Linked DNA regions of Homo sapiens: regions 2 and 3 are each linked to region 1. Evidence: chromatin loops called from intact Hi-C (ENCODE). Cell type or tissue: dorsolateral prefrontal cortex. All regions are shown on one strand. Region 1 has its middle 210 kb from the start of LINC01923. Region 2 has its middle 160 kb from the start of LINC01923. Region 3 overlaps PLCL1 (phospholipase C like 1 (inactive)).

What was found. Hi-C counts contacts between places; a loop is a spot of excess contacts. Peaks named below come from ENCODE experiments on the same cell type or tissue, not always from the same donor. Only the 100,000 strongest peaks of a DNase experiment are listed, where the experiment ranks them.
Region 2: it touches region 1 in a loop (2.5-fold over the local background); 2 of 110 quality-filtered maps call a loop at or near these places.
Region 3: a loop joins it to region 1, with 4 times the contacts of the local background. A loop is called at or near these places in 2 of 110 quality-filtered maps.

Annotation. Positions count from the first base shown.
Region 1 is chr2:198,157,957-198,165,956 of GRCh38, reverse strand. No RefSeq gene overlaps it. Among named protein-coding and RNA genes, the nearest start is that of LINC01923, 210 kb to the left of the region's middle. In dorsolateral prefrontal cortex, a CTCF peak has its summit at 3,610; no DNase peak of the experiment used is centred here; H3K27ac peaks cover 6,042 bases.
Region 2 is chr2:198,211,782-198,219,781 of GRCh38, reverse strand. No RefSeq gene overlaps it. Among named protein-coding and RNA genes, the nearest start is that of LINC01923, 160 kb to the left of the region's middle. In dorsolateral prefrontal cortex, no CTCF peak of the experiment used is centred here; no DNase peak of the experiment used is centred here.
Region 3 is chr2:198,094,502-198,102,501 of GRCh38, reverse strand. It overlaps PLCL1 (phospholipase C like 1 (inactive)), which reads right to left. Exons shown (of 6, transcript NM_006226.4): 4 at 1,142-1,217. Among named protein-coding and RNA genes, the nearest start is that of LINC01923, 280 kb to the left of the region's middle. In dorsolateral prefrontal cortex, no CTCF peak of the experiment used is centred here; a DNase peak (open chromatin) is centred at 3,361; H3K27ac peaks cover 5,755 bases.

The DNA.
Region 1 (8,000 bases):
CATCCCCTTCTGCAAACACTGTATTCTATTTCCCCTGATCCAACATTTTCAAAAGCCCATCCCACATGGGTTCTCCTGGTTTCACCAGTATACATTAGCCAGTTTTCTCCATGAGTAAGCTATGTTCTCCAGGAGCAGGGACTTACTCCCTTCTATGCTGAGCCCTTACCTCAGGTACTGGTCTGGAGGAATAAAGCAAGGTGATGATGAATCTTGAGGAAGACAAGCCTCACCTCCCATGGCATCTTTCTCAGGTCAAGGTTGTAATGGTCTCCAGGCTGCTTTCTCCACCTCCAGACACGGAGAAAGAGGCTGCTTCTGCTGACTGAGATAGCCCAGAAGAATCTGGAGGCTCTAGCATTTTTGGACTCATGCATCCAAATATTCCCATCTTAAGTCTTCTTTATCAGGGTCCTCATTTTCTGCGCAGGAAACCTGTCACTCCTGTGCATTTTCTCCCCTTATCTCTGCAATGCAGGCCTGATTTTCAACACAGTCTGCCTGTGGCTCTATGAGAAGAGAATCTCTTTAAATGCTACCTTGAAGGACTTTCAGATTTTACGATCACTCTGAGTTGATAGTTGGCTAAACTGATCCAGTGGTTTTCTTTCTTGAGGACTTTTGTAGCCAGTGCCATAATCTTTTAAGTTACCACGACTCTCCTACTATTCCGGTGCTAGAGCTATTGGGTGGGTAAATCCTTCGCCTCCCACCTGTACCTCATCTGAATCTACCCAGGTGAGTCTGTTTTGGGGACGCTTCAGCGTGCCACAGGTTACATCAGGAATCAGTCACTTACCACTAGCAAAAGGTCCTTGTTACTATTTGACGGGTGAGTGAGTGTTGCAGAATCTATCCTAATCAGCTGCTTTCGAAAGCTATTCCTGATACCAGCTGGCTTGCCTTAGCTTCCCCGCAAATCAGTGCCTGAAACGAGACCTGTGTGTTAGTAGTCTATTAAGAGCTGATTCCAGGGCAGAGGAGTGAGCCACCAGGAAGAGTAAGAAAGGGGGAAAACAACAACAATATAGGCCAGTCACTGCTGTTGCAACAGTGATGGCAAGGGTTTGGTTTCACCAGGACTTCCTGAGCAGCATAAAAAGTATCTCCCAAATTTGTCCCATGGGAGGACTAGAGGCAGAGAGTTTTATTATTCGCTATGTCACACTTTTCACCAAAGTAATCTAGAAGCTCAGAGCTGACCCTTAGAGAATGATAGTAAATTCACTTGCTAACATTAGCCATATTCCAAGGTACCAAGTCTGGAAATACGGCAAAAGAGATTACATTGTTTTGAATACATAAACATGAAAAACATCAGCTACCCTTGCTATACAAAGGGCAGCCTACTATATTAAACTCAAATTATAATAATGCCCTTTTTCAGAGATAGGATACACAGTAACAACAGATACATTTGGGAAGAAGTTCAGGGTTTTTTTGGCGGGGGTGGGAGGTGGTTGAGATGGAATTTCACTCTTATCACGCAGGCTGGAGTGCAATGGCACTATCTTGGCTCACTACAACCTCTGCCTCCTGGGTTGAAGCAATTCTTCTGCCTCAGCCTCCCAAGTAGCTGAGATTACAGGTGTGTGCCAGCATGCCTGGCTAATTTTGGTATTTTTAGTAGAGACGGGCTTTCACCATGTGGCCCAGGCTGGTCTCAAACTCCTGACCTCAGGTGATCTGCCCGCCTTGGCCTCCCAAAGTGCAGGGATTACAGGCATGAGCCACTGCGCCCAGCCAGAAGTTCAGTTTTAAAATGTAGAATTACTGTACCTGCAAAAATATTCCAGTGGAGACTAAACAATTCCAGAACGAATCCTTTAGTAAAAGTCAGCTTTTCCTGAAGCAAAGTATGATATTCCTTATGTAATTTCTGTTAGCTAATTTATTATATGTTAGTTGCTTTATAACCTTCATGAATCAGATATTTATAGGACATTTCCTATATTCCAGGTACTGTACTAGAAGCCAGGGGTAGCGTGGTGAATAAGACAGATGAGGTCTCTGCATGTTTATATTTTACTTGGAGAAGGCAGATAATAAACAAGGAAGCCAACAAATAAACAGAATGCTCCAAAGAAATAAAACAGTAATTAGCTGGAGAATATTTGGGGACATTACTTCAGATTGTGTGGTCAGGGAAGGTCATTACAAAAAGGCAACATTTGAGACCAGAATGACACAAAGAAACCAGTCACTGGGAGAGAAAAGATCTAGTACAGAGACAGGTATAATCTCGGTGGGTTTGAGCTTAGAATACAATGGCAGAGGGACCAGCAGACGCTAAAGGCAGTAAGTAGGCAGGAACAAGAGTTCGTAAGTCATAAGGATCATGCTTAGGAATTTGGGTTTTAAGTGCAATCAGAAGCTATTTGACGGTTTTAAGTAGAAGCATGACACAACTGTACACACACATATATCGTTAGACAGATACAGGTATACACATATATACATACATTTCTTTCATTCACTCTGACTACTGTGGAGAAAAACAGACTAAAGGGAATTTAGTTGGAAGCTTTTTCAATAACCCTGACAAGACAATGATAGGTGATACAAGTAGATGACAGAATTCTAGATAGAAAGAAGCAGGAAGATCCCAGGATATCTTTAGGAGGAGGTGCTGACAGAAATTGGTCATAGATTGGATATGGGCAGTGAGAGGAGTTGACATGAAGATGGCCTTCTGGAATTCTAGCCTGAGCTTCTAGGAAGATGTTGATGCAGCTGAGTAAGAGGGAGAAGACTGGGGGGAGGACAGGTCGTAAGGGGCACGTACTTGTTGAGAAATCAAGACTTTTTACATGATGTTTTGACTTTAAACTCTTCTAGTTATGACGGTAGAGAATACTGCCGGCATGTTTATGACTTAAGAAAGGAGGCGGAGTTTGCAGCAAGCCGAGATTGAGATCGCGCCACTGCACTCCAGCCTGGGCAACACAGCAAGACTCCGTCTCAAAGCAAAAAAAAAAAAAAAAAAAGGAAAGAAGGCCTTATTTTGTAAATTGTAACAAAGAGGCATTCCCTGCACGTACCTTGAGGAAAGAACACAATCTATCACTGATAAAAAATGAGCCCAGTCTTATTCTATTCGTGGAATATATTTTTCATAATTATTTAGAAACTGTTGAAGGACAGAAGTAATGAATGAACACTTTCTTACTCAGAAATTTATTTTAAATCTTAGAGGTGTCAAAATGTTCTCTACAAACAAAATTTGGTAAAATCTGACACTGTTAACAAATGAACAAATATAGAAACAAATTTTAATAGCATTTTTTCTTGCAATTTGATTTTTAAAGTAGCAGAATTATAATTCCTTAAATTGTCATGTTGAATTCCTCCTCACAACTAAATTGAATTGAAGGCACAGAGAAATTGATAGTAAAGAACTCTATTGTGATATTTCAACCAAAACAAAAGCCTCCTCACTTGATGACTGCTACAATACACAGCTTCAGTGTGAAAGCCCTTTGTTTTCACAATGCAGGGTGGTTCACCATGAAATGTCTGGCCCATAGAACAGGTTCAGAAACATGTCTTCTTCTAGAAGAATTAATCAGTTAGAAGTTAGAATGGCACATAGGAGTCAAAAATCCAATAAAGATGGCACAAGGATAATAGAGGATTTGAATTGTTGGAGGAGCAAATGCAGAGTGTTGACTTATTTTTGTATGGTGGCCTATGAGTGATGTTTTTAAATTTTTCCAGACAGCTTGGTATTTCTTTTGCTTGAAAGGCTAATTGAAAATTTGAGCACAAGAGGGAATCAATGAACAGATCATGGAAACAAAGAAAAATATCCAAAGTGTAGTGGAGCAGCAACAAGAAGACTGCCACAAGAAGGGAGAGAAGAAATTCGGAATAAGCAGCTATAATTGTAAACCAGGATCTTTTACCATGTGCCCCCCTGTTGCTCTGCCGAAAGGAATACAGGCCTTCATAGGTACTATCCACTGAAATCTGACCCAAATTTGATGGCAAAGAGGTTGGAATACTGCAAATTCAATGTGTTATTTAGGCTTTTTTTTTTTAACCTAACTCCTTATATTCTATGAAGGAAAAATCAGAATGCATAGTGTCTCAAGTATAGATATACTGATGAGAGACTGTGCAGAAAATCTAAAATCTGGACTCTCCAGCTTGCAAGGTCAAATTACTTATATTCTATGCGCTGATTGTTAGCAACTGTATTTTCTAAGTAAAACAGATAAAGAGAACTTTAAAAATATAAATATTAATATTAGCTACTGAGCTAAACTTTTAATCATTGAATAGCTACAATGCCCTTAAGATTTTATGTGAATAGAACTTTTTTCCATTCAGCTGTGTCTCATTACTTTCATTAAAGATAAGAGGTGCTGTATAATATTTATATAAAAGCTATTGTTATTCTCGCCTATGTCAATGGTTTGTTTTTCCCAACAAGTAATTGTGAATTCCTTGTTGAGAAATGCTGAAATTTGTGGTTACATAAATAAAAGACAGTTAAAAGGACTTCTAAGCAATGTGTCAGAAGCTGTTAGTATGTTTGTTTGCTTTAGTAATTCTAAAATCTAAACATTTATATATTATCTTTTATGAAGACATAGTACAGAGGAGATGACAATATTTATGTGGCACATTTGGAAATGGACCAATGCAGACACAAAAAAATCAGTAGAGCAGCATCCAATCTACAAAACAACAGACAAAAAATGAACAAACTACAGTTTTCCCTCAGCAACTGAGGAGGAATGGTTCCAGGACCTCCCTTGAATACAAAAATGTGCAAATACTCAAGCCTCTGATATAAAGTGATATAGTATTTGCATGTAACCAAAGCACATTCTCCCATATACATTAGATCATCTCTGGATTACTTATATTTAATACAATGTAAATGCTATGTAAATAGTTGTTATACTAGCTTGTTTAGGGAATAATGACAAGAAAAAAGTCTATACATGTTCATTAGAGATGCAATTTTTTTTCCAAATATTTTCCATTGTGGTTGATTGGAATCCAAGGATGTGGAACCCATGAATATAGAGGGCTAACTGTATACACATTCCTATAAGTATATATTCCAACTTACATATCTATTTTCTAAAATGTAAGTATATACGTTGTATACATAATGTATATAGGTATATATATTTCATATATATATTTCCATACAGCTTGGTATTTCTCTTGCTTGAAAGGCTAATTGAATAGAATATATACAACTCCTCTAAGATTTAAAATACATTTTGGAGTAAGAAAATATTCATTCATTACTTCTGTCCTTCTTCCACAGTTTCTAAACAATTATGAAAAATATATTTCACAGATAGAATAAGACTACAATATAATATATATTATTGGAGATATATATATATATATATATATATATATATATATCCAATATATGTATTCATTTTTCCCAATCTGGGCCTGTGGAAATTTGAAGACTTTAGGAAGAATTTAGAGCCTAGAAGACCATTTTTTATGTAATGTCACCATGATGCCAATAACATGCTCACTATGATCACTATGATAAAGAAAGGAATCCAAATGCCTATCATTGCATCCTCAGAACTTCCTTGAGTTTAAACTGAGATCAACTATGCCCTAAAGATATTCTGAATGACTTACTTTCTGGTTTCCTTTATCTTGTTCACAAGATACTGCTAAAATTCCTGTAAATGAATGAAAGTTCACTAAATAAGTAGCCAGTCAATATAACTTTTAGGATCTACTAGAGAAACAAATATGCTTTGGTTTCCCCAGTAGCCAAATGAAGATTTTAAAAACTGTTGTAAAACATTAGGAATGTTGCAAAACAAATCATTTCATAGGTACTATCCACTGAAATGAAATTATTATACCATTTAGGAATAAAATAAACCACTGGGTGCAGTGTCTTGCTCCTGTAATCCCCACTACTCAGAAGGCTAAGGCAGGAAGATTACTTGAGCCCAGGAGTTCATGACTAGCCTGGGCAATGTAGCTGGATCCCATCTCTAAAAATAATAACACAATTTTATTTTAAAACCATGTAAAGTCATTCCCCTTTATTACCATATAGTTCTTTTTTTATTAGGAAGTGAAACACTTACACTTTGGTATGCTTTGGGTCCTTACCCCTAACATAAGAAGATCACTAAATAAATAACATCAGATCCTGCAGCTTAAGACCAAATATTTAATTTTTCACTCAAATTTATGTAAGAGCTTTAATTACATAAAAGCTGAAAAGAAAATCTACAAGAATAAATGCATGCCATTTCTTAAGGAAAAAAACAGGTTTAGGTAAAACATTACAAAAGTAATCAGAAAAACTCAGAATGAATCGTACAAAAATATCTTGTAATATAAAGTAAGATACTATAATACAAGACCATGCAACATAAAGAAACAAGAGTAATGGAAGGTCACACTTGTAAAAGTTTTAAATTGAATTAGCATCTCTTTTATACTCAAATTTAAGAAGACCTGATTTCTATGAAATAAGAAATTCCAGTGCCATTAATTATTGTATGACCTTATAAAAATTGCTTAATTTATTTGTGGAATACTATAATTTTCAAAAATGGCAACCACAACATTTCTGGTTTTACATACTCTTCCAGAACCTCACTGTTACATCATCAAGAGTTAATGTTTATCCCACCCGCCTCCCTGATATTGGGTGTACCTTTGTGGCTGTTTCAATGAATATAATGTGATAGAAATGATCTATGTGACTTGTAAAGCTAGGTAGTTCATAATATGTAGAACAATTTCTTCCTGGCTTGCTCTATCTAGGAACACTCACTCTTGGGACCCAACCACTATGTTGTGAAGAAGCCTAGGCCACATGCAAAGACTACTTAAAGGTTTTCTAGCTAAGATCTAAGCCAACAGTCAGCATCTATTGCCAGGTATGGGCAAGAACAAGCCTCCAGATAATTCCAGTCTTATTCCTTCAAATTACCCCCAAGTGATGCCAGTAGAACAGAAATGGGCACCCAAGTTGAACCCTACCTAAATTGCAGATTTGTAAACAGAATAATGGGCTTCAGGTTTTGGTGTGATTTGTTATGGAGCAGTAGATAGGCAGAGCACTCTTTAAGCCTCAGTTTCCTCTTTTGAAATGAGAATTATAATAAGACTGTATTAGTCTATTTTCATACTGCTATGAAGAAATACCCAAGACTGGGTAATTTATAAAGAAAAAGAGTTCTAAGTGATTCACAGTTCAGCAGGGCTAGAGAGTCCCCAGGAAACTTACAATCGTGGCAGAAGGGAAAGCAAACATGTCGTTCTTCACATAGCAGAAGCAAGGAGAAGTGCCAAGCAAAAGGGGGAAATGTCCCTTATAAAACCATCAGATCTCGTGAGAACTCACTCACTATCATGAGAACAGCAGCATGGGTGGAATCTCCATAATTCAATTACCTCCCATGGGGTCCCTCCCATAACACGTGGGGATTATGGGAACTACAAGATGAAATTTGGGTGTGGACACAGCCAAACCATATCATTCTGCCCCTGGCCCCTTCCAAATCTCATGTCCTTCTCACATTTCAAAACACAATTATGCCTTCTGAGCAGTCCCCCAAAGTCTTAACTCATTCCAGCATCAACCCAAAAGTCCAAGTCCAAAGTCTCATCTGAGACAAGGCAAGTCCCTTCTGCCCATGAACATGTAAAATCAAAAGCAAGTTAGTTACATCCTAGACACAATGGGGCTACAGGTATTATGCAAATACACTCATTCCAAACGGGACAGACTGGCCAAAACAAAGGGGCTATAGGCTCCATGCAAACCTGTAGCTGAAAACCAATAGGGCAGTCATTGAACTTTAAATTTCCAAAGTGATCTCCTTTGACTCCATGTCTCACATCCAGGTCACACTGATGCAAGAGGTGGGCTCCCATGGCCTTGGGAAGCACCACCCTTGTGTCTTTGCAGGGCACAGACTCCCCACCCCCCACACCCAGCTGCTTTTAAGGGCTGGCGTTCAGTGTCTGCAGCTTTTCCAGGC
Region 2 (8,000 bases), 54 kb before region 1:
GTATTTTAATAATATTGTGCTTTTTGCAAACAACTGAGTTTTGAAACCCCTGTTTTGTTGCCATTTGGTGTCTATGGACACACCCCCTGTGAAGCTACTGAAACCTCTGTTTGGCTTTGTCACTTTCCACGAGTGGTAGACATTGGGAGAGGATAACACTTGATTCCAGAATCCCCCTAGTTTCAGGTACAAATTTGTTAAATGCTAAATAAGTGATTTCATGGTAGAATAAGGCTTCAGCAAAGTTGAGAACAAGGATGAGACAGCAAAATTCTAGCGGAGCATGATTCACATTGCTGCACAATGGTGGTGTCTGCAGTTGTGCTGTACACAGCCTGTACAGCCTCACTCAGTAACCCTCTCACCAGCTACACACATATACTTAGTACTTTCTTTTATTCATGGCCATTAGTTGACAGTGCCTAAAGTTAACCATCATACCCTCTGTCCTAAAGAGAGAGCTCTGATAATATGCTCATGACTTCATGCAATGTAGGATAACTACTCAACTTACATTTGAGAAGCTGACACTTTTGGGGGTGCCTGCCCAGCCACAGTCCCCTGTCTGAAACTGTCTTCTTACTCAGGGAAGTAAACTCTTACAGCCATATCCATACTACATGATCTAAACCTCTGGTCATAGCTAATTAGACTATGAGGAGTATCAAACAAAGAAAAAAGGCTAAACTGGCTGACTTGTGGCCAATAAAAATCTATCAAGAATTTGAATTAAGAATGTGGGGACTAAAAGTATTAGGAACTGAATCATCATCAGTGCGAAGCATTAGCAGTAAAGTCCAAGGAAGTGCTAAAGTTTCTGTACCTGGCTGGGATACCACTCTTTCTGAAGTCTGGTAGCTTCTGTTGATCTACAAGGCACTCTGTTCTTCTTTACTGGTTATATTACATTTATCTCCACTTTCCCCAGACCTATTTTCCCTGTCCCCTCTCTTTCCTGTCCTGGGAGCTGACGAAAGTACTCTGCATCACTCTGGTTCTCTTGCTACCTGACTTCCCTTGGAGTTGGCCAATGTGAGGCACTTGCAGGTCATCAGATGGTGGAAGAAAAAGAAACCAGAGTGTTGCTTCCCTACTCCCTTCCTTCATGCTTCAGTGCCTTCTCTGCTAGTAGCTGCATTCCTCTTCAACTACAACCCCTATCAGGCTATCTCTCTAGAAAGCTTTTAACTTTCACCAGGCTCTAGTAATATTATTTCTCCCTCCTCCCTTTAGCCCTAGAGGCGGTAATGATTTCACACTGTTGCTGGACTTTGGTTGCCTCACCATCCCTTGTTTCTTTAAACCTGCATTTCAGTTTTGGGCCCTCATCCTAAAATACACAATCCTGAATGCCATAATCCACAATGTTGAAATTTTTTTTTTTTTTTTGAGATGGAGTCTCACTCTGTTGCCCAGGCTGGAGTGCAGTGGTGCTATCTCAGCTCACTGCAGGCTCTGCCTCCCAGGTTCACACCATTCTCCTGCCACAGCCTCCCGAGTAGATGAGACTACAGGTGCCCACCACCACACCCGGCTAATTTTTTGTATTTTTAGTAGAGAGGGGTTTCACCGTGTTAGCAAGGACAGTCTTGATCTCCTGACCTCGTGATCCGCCTGCCTCAGCCTCCAAAAGTGCTGGGATTACATACGTGAGCCACTGCGCCCAGCCAACCCAAATGTCCAACAATGATAGACTGGATTAAGAAAATGTGGCACATATACACCATGGAATACTATGAAGCCATAAAAAATGATGAGTTCATGTCTTTTGTAGGGACATGGATGAAGCTGGAAACCATCATTCTCAGCAAACTGTCGCAAGGATAAAAAACCAAACACCGCATGTTCTCACTCATAGGTGGGAATTGAACAATGAGAACACATGGACACAGGAAGGGGAACATCACACACCGGGGACTGTTGTGGGGTGGGGGCATGGGGGAGGGATAGCATTAGGAGATGTATCTGATGCTAAATGACAAGTTAATGGGTGCAGCACACCAACATGGCACATGTATACATATGTAACAAACCTGCACGTTGTGCACGTGTATCCTAAAACTTAAAGTATAATAATAAAAAAAAAATCTTGAAAGATGAAAATCCCAAAAATATAATCCTGGAAAAAAATCTTTTTAATTATTTAAAAGACATTTATTTAAATTGTAAAAGGAAATTTAGTTGAAAAACATAAAAACACAATAGAAAGTTTCATAGGACACCTTGCACAAAATTGGCAATAACATACATATTTTTGCAATCATAAACACATAAGTATACTAACAGTCACACAGTTATGAGCAAACTGCATTCATAAAGAAATAGCCCTAAAAGCAAAATATATAAACACATATCACTGTGGTTAGTAATTGTGTGCACCCAGCTTTATAATTGCAGTAACATGAAATACTGTGATGCACAACTCCAGTCTTTTGATGAGATCAGTCAAAAACCTGGATAAGTTATCACCACATCACCACTGTGCCAGTAGCTCAAAGAGCCAAGATCTCTAGACATTTTATCTTTCATAAATACAGATATGCAAAAAGACATTTCTTCATTTACTGAGGAAGTTTCAACGTTTTCCATACATGCACAATGCTTACACACAAAGTCAACCTTGTGTTAATGCACTTTCATGGAGTCACATTTGCAAAAAAAAAAAAAAATGCATAAAATGAATTAGAACTCTCTAAAAGTCTATACATAATTTTACACCTCCAGTATTGAAAATGATGTGAAGATGAGATACCTGGCATAGCAAATTTTGAAAAATAACGCTGACAATTTAAAATAATGGACAAAGCTTTAAAAAAAAAAACCCTCTCAAAAAAAAAAAAACTAAAATGAAAATTTGACATAAGAAAAAGTGGATTACCAGACTAGCTTATGGGCAATCGCAGAGAGAGAATCTGTAAGAGCTAGCCAACTTTCACATCAACTGTTTTGAACTCCTGAATCCCAATGAATAGCTGCCTTTTTTCCTTTCACAGTGTGGCTCTCCTCAGAGAATACATTCACATTCATTTTCTTTCTTTCTTTCTTTTTTTTTTTTTTTTTTTGGAGATGGAGTGTCGCTCTGTTGCCCAGGCTAGAGTGCAGTGGCACAATCTCAGCTCACTGCAACCTCCGCCTCCCAGGTTCAAGCAATTCTCCTGTTTCAGCCTCCTGAGTAGCTGTGACTACAGGCACCCACTCCCATGCCTGGCTAATTTTTGTATTTTTGTAGAGATGGGGTTTCACCATATTGGTCAGGCTAGTCTCGAACTCCTGACCTCAGGTGATCCACCTGCCTCGGCCTCCCAAAGTGCTGGGATTACAGGCGTGAGCCACCACACTCGGCCTATTCACATTCATTTTCTACATGGCTCTGCTTTTTTGAAATTCTTCTACAATTCAATATACACCAATGTGAGCATTCCTTATTAAATTTTTTCAGCTTCTGTGCCATGCTTCTATGTTATTTTGGGTACTCAGAAATTCATTTTGCACGCACTCATATACAAAGCACAAATTTGGCAGAAACAATAATGGTGATGGAACAGCAACACCATTGCATAACGTGTCTTTTTATCCTACTATACACATAATTGTTTTCTTTTGTCTTTTTTTTGTGTGTGTGACAGAGTCTTGCTGTGTTGCCCAGGCTGGAGGGCAGTGGCACAATCTCGGCTCACTGCAACCTCCGCCTCCTGGGTTCAAGTTATTCTCCTGCTTCCTGAGTAGCTGGGATTACAGGCATGCACCACCGTGCCCAGCTAATTTTTGATTTTTTAGTAGAGACGGGGTTTCACCACATTGGTCAGGCTGGTCTCGAACTCCTGACCTCGTGATCCACCCGCCTCGGCCTCCCAAAGTGCTGGGATTTCAGGCATGAGCCACCGTGCCTGGCCACATAATTATTTTCAAACCAGTCAGTAACTTCATTGGCTTCTTCAGGCAAATGTGGCTTTAACTTATTAAAAGCTCTTAGAATGTCATCAGCTGGAAGAAATGCTCATTCAGAAAAATGACACATTTTTAAACTGAAGTTTCCATCATTGCTGTGTCATGTGGCCAATCCACTCATCTGAATTTTCTGCCAAATTCATTGGAATGAACAGAAAAAACAACTTTTTGGTAACACTTTGAAATTTGCTTTTGGAAGCCTTGATTGCACCTGATTCCAAATCTGTCATTATCATTTGGGGACTCTCTGAAATTCATTTTCTTCTGCAAATTTCACCAACTCTTCAAGTAAGAGTTTATAAACTGCTTCTCTTTTTCTGTTGATACATGAACAAGCAAAGAAGTTATAGAATTTTTGGATCCTACAGGGCCATGAATTGCATATAGTTGACAAAAAATATAGTAAGGACCATTTTTTTGTTTCTGTTTTTGTTTTTTTTTTTTTGAGACAAAGTCTTGCTCTATCGCCCAGGCTGTAGTGCATTGGCGCAATCTTGGCTCACTGCAACCTCCGCCTCCCAGATTTAAGCGATTCTACTGCCTCAGCCTCCAGAGTGGCTGGGATTACAGGCGGGCACCACCACACCTGGCTAATTTTTGTATTTTTAGTAGAGACAGGGTTTCACCATGTTGGCCAGGCTGGTCTCAAACTCCTGACCTCAAGTGATCCACCTGCCCAAAGTGCTGAAATTTCAGGCGTGAGCCACCCTGCCCAGCCGAGTAGGGAGCATTTTTAAAGTGCCATCCATTAATCAGAGTGAAGCATGCACTAGTTTTTCTATGTTAGATTTAGTGTTATGAATTAAAAAGTCTATCTTCTTCAACAACTTCTAACATAAAATAGTTGGTTGTTTAATGTGTTTTTTAATATTAGAAAAACCTCTATGTCAGCAAGTGTCTTTAGTTCAGAAGGTCACTGATCCTGTCAAATTCTTTTTATTCTCTAATGAAGAATGATTTTTGAAGGCAAGCATGGCACTGTGTGTGAAGAGACATGATTGAATAATTTGGCAGGGGAAATTTCTTGTATGTTCTGCCTGTGTTTTCACTTCTATGACCTTCAAAACACTCATTGCACTTGTATTTGGAGAGTGGTTGTGGCCTTTAAATCTTGTAAAGTCTCTGCTGCCCATTTGAAAGCCTGATTATTGCTCAGCGATTCCAATTAAGCAATTTTCTGCTTTCACGACACCAATAATGATTAAGACAGTGAGCCTGGAGTTCTGATGTCCAAGGCAACAGAAGAAAAGTCTGTCTCGGCTCTGAGAGAGAGAGAATTGTGCCTTCTGAATTTGTTCTCTCCTGGCCCCCGGCTGATTCGATGGTGCCAGGCTACATTTCCAACATCTTCCCCATCTAATCCACTCAGATTCACACACTAATCTCCTCCGGGAACACCCTCACAGACACACCCAAAAATTATGTTTTACCGGGTCCCTAGATATTCCTTAATCCAATCAAGTTGATGCCTAAAATTAAGTCTGAAAGTTCACCCCTTGTCAACTGAGCACCCATATGCATCTCCTTAAACTGTACTTAATTTCCAAGTAAAGACAATAACAGGGTAATAGTTCCACCTAATATGATGCAACTAACATGATGCAACTATCAGGCAACCAGAAATGCACTAACCTCTTCCCCAGAATTCAGCTTTTAGGATTTCAACATTCAGGATTTTAATATTTTAGAATTGTGATTTTCAAAATTTTAGACATTAGAGATTTTAGAGTTTAGGGATTTTTGTCTTTCAGGATTTCAACATTGGGATTATGGCATTCTGGATTGTGTCTTTCAGAATTATAATCAGCAATGCTGAACCTCTGTAAGTGTTCTTCTCATTAATATTTATTTGAACCATATGGGTGAATTCTATTTCCTGCTGGAAGCCAGACTGACACCTTCCAATACAATTTCCTGTTACTACTAGAAGTAGAATTTGTTTAAATTGGTTATGATTGAGCTGTGGCAGTTGCAAGCAAACATTACTTAACTAAGATATGCTGCCTTTTACAGGGGATTGAAAATTCCAAAAGATATCACTTCCAGGTAAACATGGTAGATGTATCTCCTTTGCATCAAAAATTCCATTGAATGACAGAATTAAAACATTTAACAGCAGATCCAGAATTTCATTTGTGCTGAAGAAATGTAACCAGGATCAGCAGAGGATGAGACTTAGAAAGTGTGGCTGAGCTCAGGAGGATTGTGTAGGAGTCTGAACATCTATTCAGCCTCCAGAATTCCAGCAGCCAGAAGGGATTGGAGATTTCTCCTCTGGAGAAAGTGACCTACTCAGAGAGAACACACTCAAATACTGACAACTGGAAATCTAACAAAGGGCTGGATGCATGCCTGTTCACCACAGAGAGAACCCTGCAGGTTGATGAGCCTCACTGTTACACCCTGGAAAACGTCTTCTTAGTCCCCTGTTCTGTGATGAGTGAAAAGCCAGAGCAGAACCACTCTTGGGCCTGGACAGGAGTAGCCCCTTCCCTAGCCCTCCATTTTAGAGATCCCCATATATCTTTAGCACAAAATTTAATTTATTAAAGAACACAGTCACTCTGGACTTATCACAAAGCTAGTATAATGGTCTATAACCTTAAACATGCCCTCTAAATATCTTGAATGAAAATTAACTTTTTGACAATATACATGAAAAATAAAATTTTTACTTCTTTTACATTCACTTTAACTTAAATATTCAATTAAAATGTTATTGTCAATAACAAGTTATATAAAAATCTTCCTTATGACATATTTAGTGTATTTGCTTAGAGGCAAGAAAAATAATTTATAGAATATATAAATTATTATCTAAATATATTCTCTAAATAGATATATATTATATAATATCATATTACATTATATATTATATATCATATTACATTTTATAAATATAATATATAAATTATTTTATTGCTCATCTACACATCTATAGATCTGTAGAACACCCAGAAATGAGCTATAATAATTAAATTCAATTGTCTTTGATGCTCTGATGACTTCTAGTCCTACAAAAGCTAGCTTTACATAAATTTTTAATTATTATTATTATCATCATCATTGTTTGGAATTATACTTGTCAAGATAGGAGAATTGCAATCTGTTACCTTGAATCATAATTTTTAAATATTTAGGTATATGATATATAGGCTTACATTTGTATCTTGTACTGGGCCCCACAAATATTAGGGGCAGGCCTGAACCATAATTCCCAGGATGTTTGAGGAAAGTCTCAATAGAAAAATGAAGAAAGAATATAAAACAAACAAAGGAAAGAGATTTCCCAGGTATAAAATAAATGCAGATGTCTGAAGAAAACTCCAAGAAATCTATATGATTAATTAATAATCTCAGAAAGAGAAGAGAAGCCATTGTATCCCATTTAGAAAACAGATCAGGATCATTTTTATTTATTTTTGGAATTCAGAGAATAAGAAATATCTCATGGAAATAGAGATGGCCAAAATAAAAATTTTAAACTATGTACTGGTCAAAACTCAACAGTAAAACATAATTCAATTAGAGCATGGGCAAAAGATATGAACAGACATTTCACCAAAGAATATATACAGATGGCAAACAAGCACATGAAAAGATGTCCAACAGCATTAGATATTTAATTTGTATTAATACAAATTAAGTGCCAAATGCAAATTAAAACCACAGTAAAATACAAATTGAAACTACAATGAGATGTCACGACATACCTGTTGGAGTGAATTAAATTTCAAAAAGTGTGAAAAATCAAATGCTGGTGAGAGTGTAGAAAAACTAGATCATTCATACGATACTGGTGGGAATACAAAATGATACATTACTCTGGAAAATAGTTTGATAGTTTCTCGTAAAACTAAACATGCAACTACCATACAATCCAACATTTGTATTCTTAGGCATTTATCCCAGAAATATGTAAAACTTATGTTCACACAAGAATCTGTACAAGAATTTTCATAGCAGCTTTATTCATAGTAGCCCAAAACTATCAGCAACCCAAACATTTTTCAACAGTTGAATGGTTAAACAAACTGTGGAACATCCATGCT
Region 3 (8,000 bases), 63 kb after region 1:
TTCTAGTTTTTATATTTTTATTAATGCAGCCTAAGACCACGTTAACTTTCCTGGTGCTAACATCACAAACATAGCACATAGTAAAGAACATGAGTGTGGAGCCCAGCTCTACCACTTACTAGCTATGTGAGTCTCGGAAAGACCCTGACATCTCTGGTCTTCAGTTTCCTCACGGGTGACATGTGGTTAACAAGTGGGTTTACCTCATGGGACAGAGGTAAAGCTTAAGTCAATCAGTACATATAAAGATCTCAGAGCAGTGCCTGGCATCATGTAAGTATCAGGTATTATTATTTTTGTGCTTCCTGTCAACAGAAATATCTAAGCCTGCTGGTCAGCCAGTGAAAAGCACCATTTTAAAAGTTTGGTCTGGATTCAAAGGGCAGCTCCACCGCGTGTTGATATGGCACCTAGGGTAAGTCACTCAGTCTCTCAGAATCTCAGATGCCTCATCTATAAATCGGATATAATGATGATTACTTTGCAGAGTTGTCATGAGTAAGATAGTGTGTGTGCTTGGTATAGCATATGCAATGTATCAAGCAGTTGCTACTATTGTCATCTTCCTCGTCATAATCATTATCGGGTATGTGGATAGAGAAGGTTGTGGATCCAGGAGATGAAAGCACAAGGGTGTGGATGAAGGTGAACAGAAATAAACAAGTACACTCTCACAGATATGTGACTCATCCCATACTTAAAAAGAAAGAACAAATCTAAATCTAAAGTGAAGACTAGTAATGGGGCAAAAGCCTGGAAGATTAATAGGATTTTGGTTCCAATTGTAAAATTGAAGTGGGTTTTAAGGGACTGTATGGAACCATAGCTTCAATACCAGCAGTAGAAGGTTTTGATGGGGTTCCAAACCACAAAACTAGATTCAGAAACCCTCATCCCTCTAGACTTCTTCAGACACCACCCCAACCCTGTACGCTCACATACAACCCACCTATTATCACTTGGATTTCATCTGTACTAAACAAAGACTAAAGTGTAACTTAAAGTATAGTTAAGCATTGCTATAAAATAACTGCATTTTAAGAGAAGCAGAAAGTTTCTGAAAAAAAAATCTACCAAGAATTATTATAGTTTCCAAACAAAATAGAAAAAAAAAACAGAAAAAAAAATTAAAAACAATTACCTGCTTTCTGACACTGTACAATCTTTTCCTGGACTGTGTCCGCCATTTCTATGAGAAACCGGCTCTCTTGAATCATCTGTTACAAAATAAACATCAAAAAGGTGGTTGTCAGAATCCTTGAACTGGCTCATTGGGAAGACGACATACAGAGAGACCCACATGATACCTCCAGTAAAAGTAAGCCATAGTCTCACCACAACAGATGGGAGGGAGAAGGATAAGCTCTGTTCCAACCCCCATCCATCCTAACACTGAGGCTAGTGTCACCTTCCTTATGATTACTCTCTTGTGTAACATGCTTGGCACACAGTGGGCACCAAATAAGTAGCTGTCAAATAAATGTATATACATTCCTTATGTCCCAGGTCATATTCATAAATACCTAATTCCACTCCCTTAACATCAAAGATTACTGCAATATCAAGGCAAGTGGTATTGGAACATAATAGCAATGAGAACCAGAATAGGGTTTTTTATCCTTCCAGAGGCAGCAAAGTCACCTTTAAAAATATTATCTGCTCCATTTTATCCTCCCTGTCTCTCCCCCACCCCACTCCCACCAAAAAAATGAAGTATCTCCTATCTTCTCCGAATTCTCTCAAGCAGCACTCAAAGGTGGGCTTGAAGTCCCACTCAGCTACCAGTAGGTTCTGGTCCTTCTGATCTCACTCCTTCCTAAGTACCACTTCCAGAATCATCATCCAAAACTACAGTACTAATTCCTGGCTTTGTCATTTTCTCCCTTGCTTACTGAATGAAGTAAAATTTTTCTAACCTAGAACTATGGTGTTCCAGTTCCCCTAAGTCTCAGTTGACATGGATGAATCACGCTTCTCTAAACACACCCTACTTGTTCCTCCTCCCACACATTTCTTTCTATTAGGGAAACTTTCTTAAGCCATCTGCCCTGATCAAAATCCTGCCAGGCCTCAAAGCTCACTTCAGTGCCCTCTCCTCTATTAGTTTCCTGATTTCCCCTTCTGTCTCCTTCTCACTCCCCATATTCCCAAAACATTCTATTTTTTTAAATCTGTTCATGGAATTTTTTTATTTTCTATCTTATGATTTATTCTTTACCTATATTATTTCCATCTTGTTACTTCTCCAGTAAATTGTAATTCCAGTAGAGCAGGGACTCAATCTTATTCAGCTTTGTATTCCCAGATGCATCCATCCATTTACATAATCACTTTTTTCCCCGTTTTGCTTTTGTGATACTTATTTCTTCTCTCTGTCTGCTACCCACATATGTGTGTGCAATAAAACATTTTATTTATTACTGACCACTTCTCAAACTTGTAATTATCTTTTTGAACTCCCATCTCTCTTTTTGTCTCTAGATTTCTCCACTCTTATTTTTCCTAGGCTTCCTCATTTTTCTGTAATTTTGTATGCTCTTAATTCTCTTTCAAATTAAGTACTGAAAAATAAGCATAAAGCTTTTAATAGGATTACCCCTGTAGAAATATAATACTCAAACATCAGAAAGTAAAACAAATGTTAAAACTTTATTACATGCTTATTTGAGGTAAAATAAATTTAGGATCAAAACATACTCCAAAACCTTATAGTTCAAGTTCTTCTCAAAAGCCCCCAAGTAAATATTTGTTAACCCCATGGTATAAGTTGTTTCTGTTTTTCCCATTGTCTAATAAACGTCATAAAGAGATAATCGAGTATAATTTTACCTCAAAACAAGCTTCTGTTTGAGATTCCTCAGAAATAACCAGAAATCTTTTAGTAATAAAAGTCTCAAATTGTGTCCTCACATATCTTATCATTAATATTCTCAGAACATAAAATCATTGCTCATATGAAATTGTTTCATAAGGGGATTTGATTTTTCTCTCTGTCAACAGCTTCTATTGTATTGAGAATTATAAATTTATTCTATTTTCTGCAGTCAGCTTTCAATTATTAGTAGCTATAGAAAAAACAAATGAGATGAATAGCTAAAATGTACCAATAATCCAAACCACAATTTAAGTCAAAAATTTCAAATTTTCCTCTCAACTAAGTAATTTATCTAAGTTGTCAGGGAGAAAAAATGGTCGATTTGAGTTTCACCTCCTTCCAAGATCTCTAAATGATACTGATGGAAATAAAATACAAAGCGCAAAAGCCAAGCAGAGAAGGTGAGAAGATGTCCTCAGATAATCCCTGAGCCGGGAAGTCAGCACGACTCAGCCATGACGGCTGGGTTGATTCAGTCGATAGAATCTGGCAGTGGCCTGATTTACATATCTGATGTCTCAGCCTGAGCTGCTAGTTGCCTTTGCCTGTTGTAGTAATACAAAGAGCTTTTCTCTGGTTCTGTCACATGAATATCTCCTAATGGATCTTATTTCCTTGTCAGGGCTTTGTCTCTAAAAGAATAGAGGACTTGCCCAGATAAAGGTTGACATTACTTTATGCATTAGATGTATCCAGAGCAGGGGTGTGTAAAGTTACCCTTTAAGAGTAAAATTATGTCTTTAAAAAGAAAACTTTACTGAAGGGGGCAGTGATACTGTTACTCAAAGATGGATTAAATTGTCCAGCTTTTGTGAAGAAACTATCCTTCCAGCTCTTACCAGTAAGAAGTTTAACTAATTGCCCAGAATCATTGCAAAGTCAATGTAATTATTTAATAATACTGAAAAGATGCACTTTCGTCATATTAGGACTCAAAAATCTTGCATAGATTCCCATTTTATCCTGAATTAGACCTAAATTCCTAGAACCACAATCTTTCTACTTAGAAGTTATCTTAAAGACAGTCTATCATGGACAACCACATTTTATAGTTGAAAACCCTGAGCTAAAACTTAGCTTGCTTAAAGCCACACAACTAGCTAGTGAAACAATTTAGACTAGAATCTAGGCATTCTTGAGGAGCAGACCATATTAAAGTGTAGAATTCCTATTGCAAGTGCAAGTTGGTAATAAACAATAAAGTAACATTCATCAAATTAAGCATCATGAAAATAAATTTTGCCATGACTGCTTTTCCCTCCAAGTCTAATTCACAACATGCATCAATCATGATAAACATTTTTTCATATGAAACATAGGAAGAAATGTATTTACTTGAGTCCTCTGTTTTTTCAGGAAGGAGTTAGGAACTTTGGAGAAGCTATTGCTTGAGAAAATGTGAGTCAATAAAAAGCTAATCTACTCTAGACTTTTTTTGTCCTCTCCTTTTCAGAACACTGGAATAATTCCTCTAGCTCTTACTTTCCTTCTAAGCAAAAAAACTAGGTTTCGATTCTATGGTTCTGCAGTGGCTCATCTTTTCAGATCATTTAAAACAAGATGACTCTTATTAAACTTGGTACATTTGTAAATCAGATTGCTCTTACATATATATTTGCTAACTAGAATGAAGATTATTTCCTTTCATTCTCAAGTTCCTTAAATATTTAAAATGAAACAAATAAAAGCATTGCTAATAGATTGGCATGTTGTTTTTAAGCAATCAAGCCTGTCAGTGTGGTCAACTCTCGGTCATACAGAAACAAGTGTAAAGTCAGAATATTTGCAAGTTCACTGGAAGTCCACTGCCTTTGGTGTATGCAACAGAGCTCTCTGTCCTGGGACTAATGCATCACATTTGCAAGCCTGATTTGTAATGGCGCAGGACAAGTGAACTTGCACACAGCAAGTCAGAGGACGTTTGTCTCCACATTCACAATGGTGACAAAATCTACTTCAGGGGGCCCTTTTGGCATAAACAGATCATTTTTTTTCTCTTGTTGTTTTGTTCCCCAAACAGTTGTCAGCTATACCTTGAGTAGTCATTAGAAATATTTGTTTTTATCCAGCTGTCATTACGATTTAACTCCTTCATAAAATATCCAGACGAGTAGCCTTAGTAAACCTTCTCCAGAATTTTCAGGCCAATTTGACTACCTTACTACCTTTAACCAAAAGTGTTACAAAGCCTGAGGATTCAAGAATGCAAAGCCAGCTTTGAGTATGCATGGACAAAATTCCACAAAAAAAAGCCAACCTGAAATACTTGCTTATGGATATGTATCTCTGATATCCATGGTCCTAGAGATCCTGGTACCAAGTAGAAATTTTGCCACTCCTCAAGATGCTGATAATTTTCCCCTTACACAGAAAATGTGTCCAAAGACATTGCTGTACCCACATGTGAAGGAAGTTTCCATACCCCAAGAATACAGCATCTTGTTTTTAAACACCGAGCTCTGTTTGGGCACATGCCAGCAGACAGTTCTTTTTTTAGGTTCTATTACTATACAAGCAAAGATACTTCTTGAAATGCAAACTAATAGAGTTCCACACAAACTTCACAATAAGAGACAGTGATGGAATGAGACTATCTTTGACTGAATCCAATTTTAATTTAAATGGATTTCAATAAGCAAAACTAAATCGGGGAACTATAGACATAACTACAACTCTTTCCCATCCTGAGGCTGAATATATACTGGTTATAACACTGATATAACAGAATGTATTTAAGCCAACCATTATGCCTGGCTTAACTGTAATACTTACTAGTGTATTCATTCCATTGCAAGCGTGATTAGACAGCAATTAGCTCTTTTTTGCTAGATTCCTGCTCACTCTAGCACTATCAACTGCTCTCCAAATCACCCCCAACTGACTTAGTAAAAGATTAAATAACCCTTGACTTATGTTCTCTAGATTGTTTTGATTTCCTTTTTTTAACAACAAATTTAAAAAAAATTGTTCTTACCATAGTAAAGTTTTAACTTTTATGTTAATGTTAAATAAGGTAGCACAGAAGTCACCTTGGAGAATGCTTTGGGCTTATTTCTTACAGTTGCAACCTCCTGTAGCTATTCCACTTCAGAATGATATATTTAAGATATTACCCAAATATTTTTCATAACAACTTAAAATAATGGAAATGATCAAATATATTAGGAAAATACTTCTTGACTGCATGAAAAATTAGAAAGGTGAGAACACTGAAAAGGAAAAGCTCGGCCATCTAAAGAAGAAAGTATATAAAGTCAGATAATATTTTTCTTTCAAATGTATTTGGAAATAAAATTCTGCTGAGTACCAGGTGGCAGAGGTGGTAGAAGAAGTGTGTTATAAGTCACTGTGAAAAGTCTATCATAGGACTAAATGATCTAAGACTCCAGCTAAGGACATAAAATACCATGTGGTCAACTCTCTGAACACTGCGTGTGACTACTTCCCTTTTTAGGTGTAAGTCCTCCTTTCCCATCAGGGTTGCCCATTCCTCAAGGACAGAAGTTTTGCTTCATACTATTTCTTTCTCTAGCACCTTGCACACTGCCTTGCACATAGTAGGCATCCAAAATATTCTTGTTTAGTTGAATAATTAAAAGCCTAAAGACATATACAAAATGGCATATCAAATGAGAAAATGTTATTTTACAAGTGGCAAATATATGTGTTCCTACACATTTTCCTATTTCTCTTGAGTTACAGAACTGTCATTCGTTCTATCATGACTATCTGTGCTGATTCCGTCTCTGCTTATTCATCTTTGGTTACACAGAATAAAACGTAGAAATGTGACTAGAGTAAAACATTAGGGCTGGAGCTAAGTCTACATGCATAAAAACACGATTGCAGAATGAAAAAAGTCAAACCAATTCAAACAAACTAGTTTTGATAGTGCCCTACTAAAATTACAAAATGTTTTCCAGTGTAATCCCCTGCTATTACAACTCCATGTTAAATGATGAGTAACATATTCACATCCCCAATAGTAGACTCCTAGGGCTGGGTAGTACCTCACCAGGTTACATCTCCTGCTGGTAAGCTGCTGAAGCACAAGATCTGCTGAACCTTCCACAACATTTAACGCAGTGGCTTGCACATTAAAAGGAGTTCAGAAAATGTTTATCAAATTAAACATCTCCATTTTCTGGCTATAACACTAAGTAACTCTTTCTGTAACCAATTTTTACTCTTAACAACACCCAATTTAAGATGAATCCTAAATGAAAAAAAGTCATATTACTTTTATTTGCAAAATATAATTATATGACATTATCAGCCTTAAAAGACGATGACTCTGTGACTATACTACCTACTTCAGTGGGATATTTTTCCAGAGAAAGTAAAAATCCAGAGTGGGGAAGTGATGCTTGCTCTTTCAGAGACCTGAGCCAAAAAAGAAGAAGAATCGCAGTAAAATAAATGGAAGAGTCACTTAGAAATGGTCTTCTGATTTCAAATTAAGCTCCAGGGACAGTTTCTGGAAAACTTTCCTGATGAGCAGAGGGCCACTGAAATGGCACTGTGGTGAACAATCCAATGCCAACAGCTCTTCTCTTTGTGTATTTAGCCTGCGAAAGAGGCATCCATTCTACCTTCGACTTTTAGAGCCTTTTCTACTTGCCAGAGTTATTGATTGATAGTGCTCCCAGTTCCCTCTAGTGCTGTTTTAGAAGCTGTACACTTCCCACCTCCAGCCGTGACACGTTTTATATCAGCAAAGTCATCTCTGCTTCAGTTGCACAAAATACTAGATAGGCATTTACATGGCAACATCCTATTGAGAGTATTAATGGTAACAGTAAACAGGGCTGCCCGTAAGCAAATTGCAATTCTTTGAGCAACCCCACCTTCACCTTACCCAGACTTGGTGAACCCTCTGTCATTACCATCTCTCGCTTCTCCCAGGTTAAAACCTGCTTGTAGAACAGGATCTGCTAAATTTACTCGAAAGTAAGAATGAATTACTGATAACCCAGTGTGTTATTACTCACAGGGATGTTGCTGCATTTTAAAAAAGATAAAAAGTCTTAACCCTAGGGAACTGGTTGTAATTTTGAAATTTCAAGTCCCAGGAAGCAGACAGAAAACGTATACTTTAAGTAAGATGTGCTAAGACAGGGGAGAG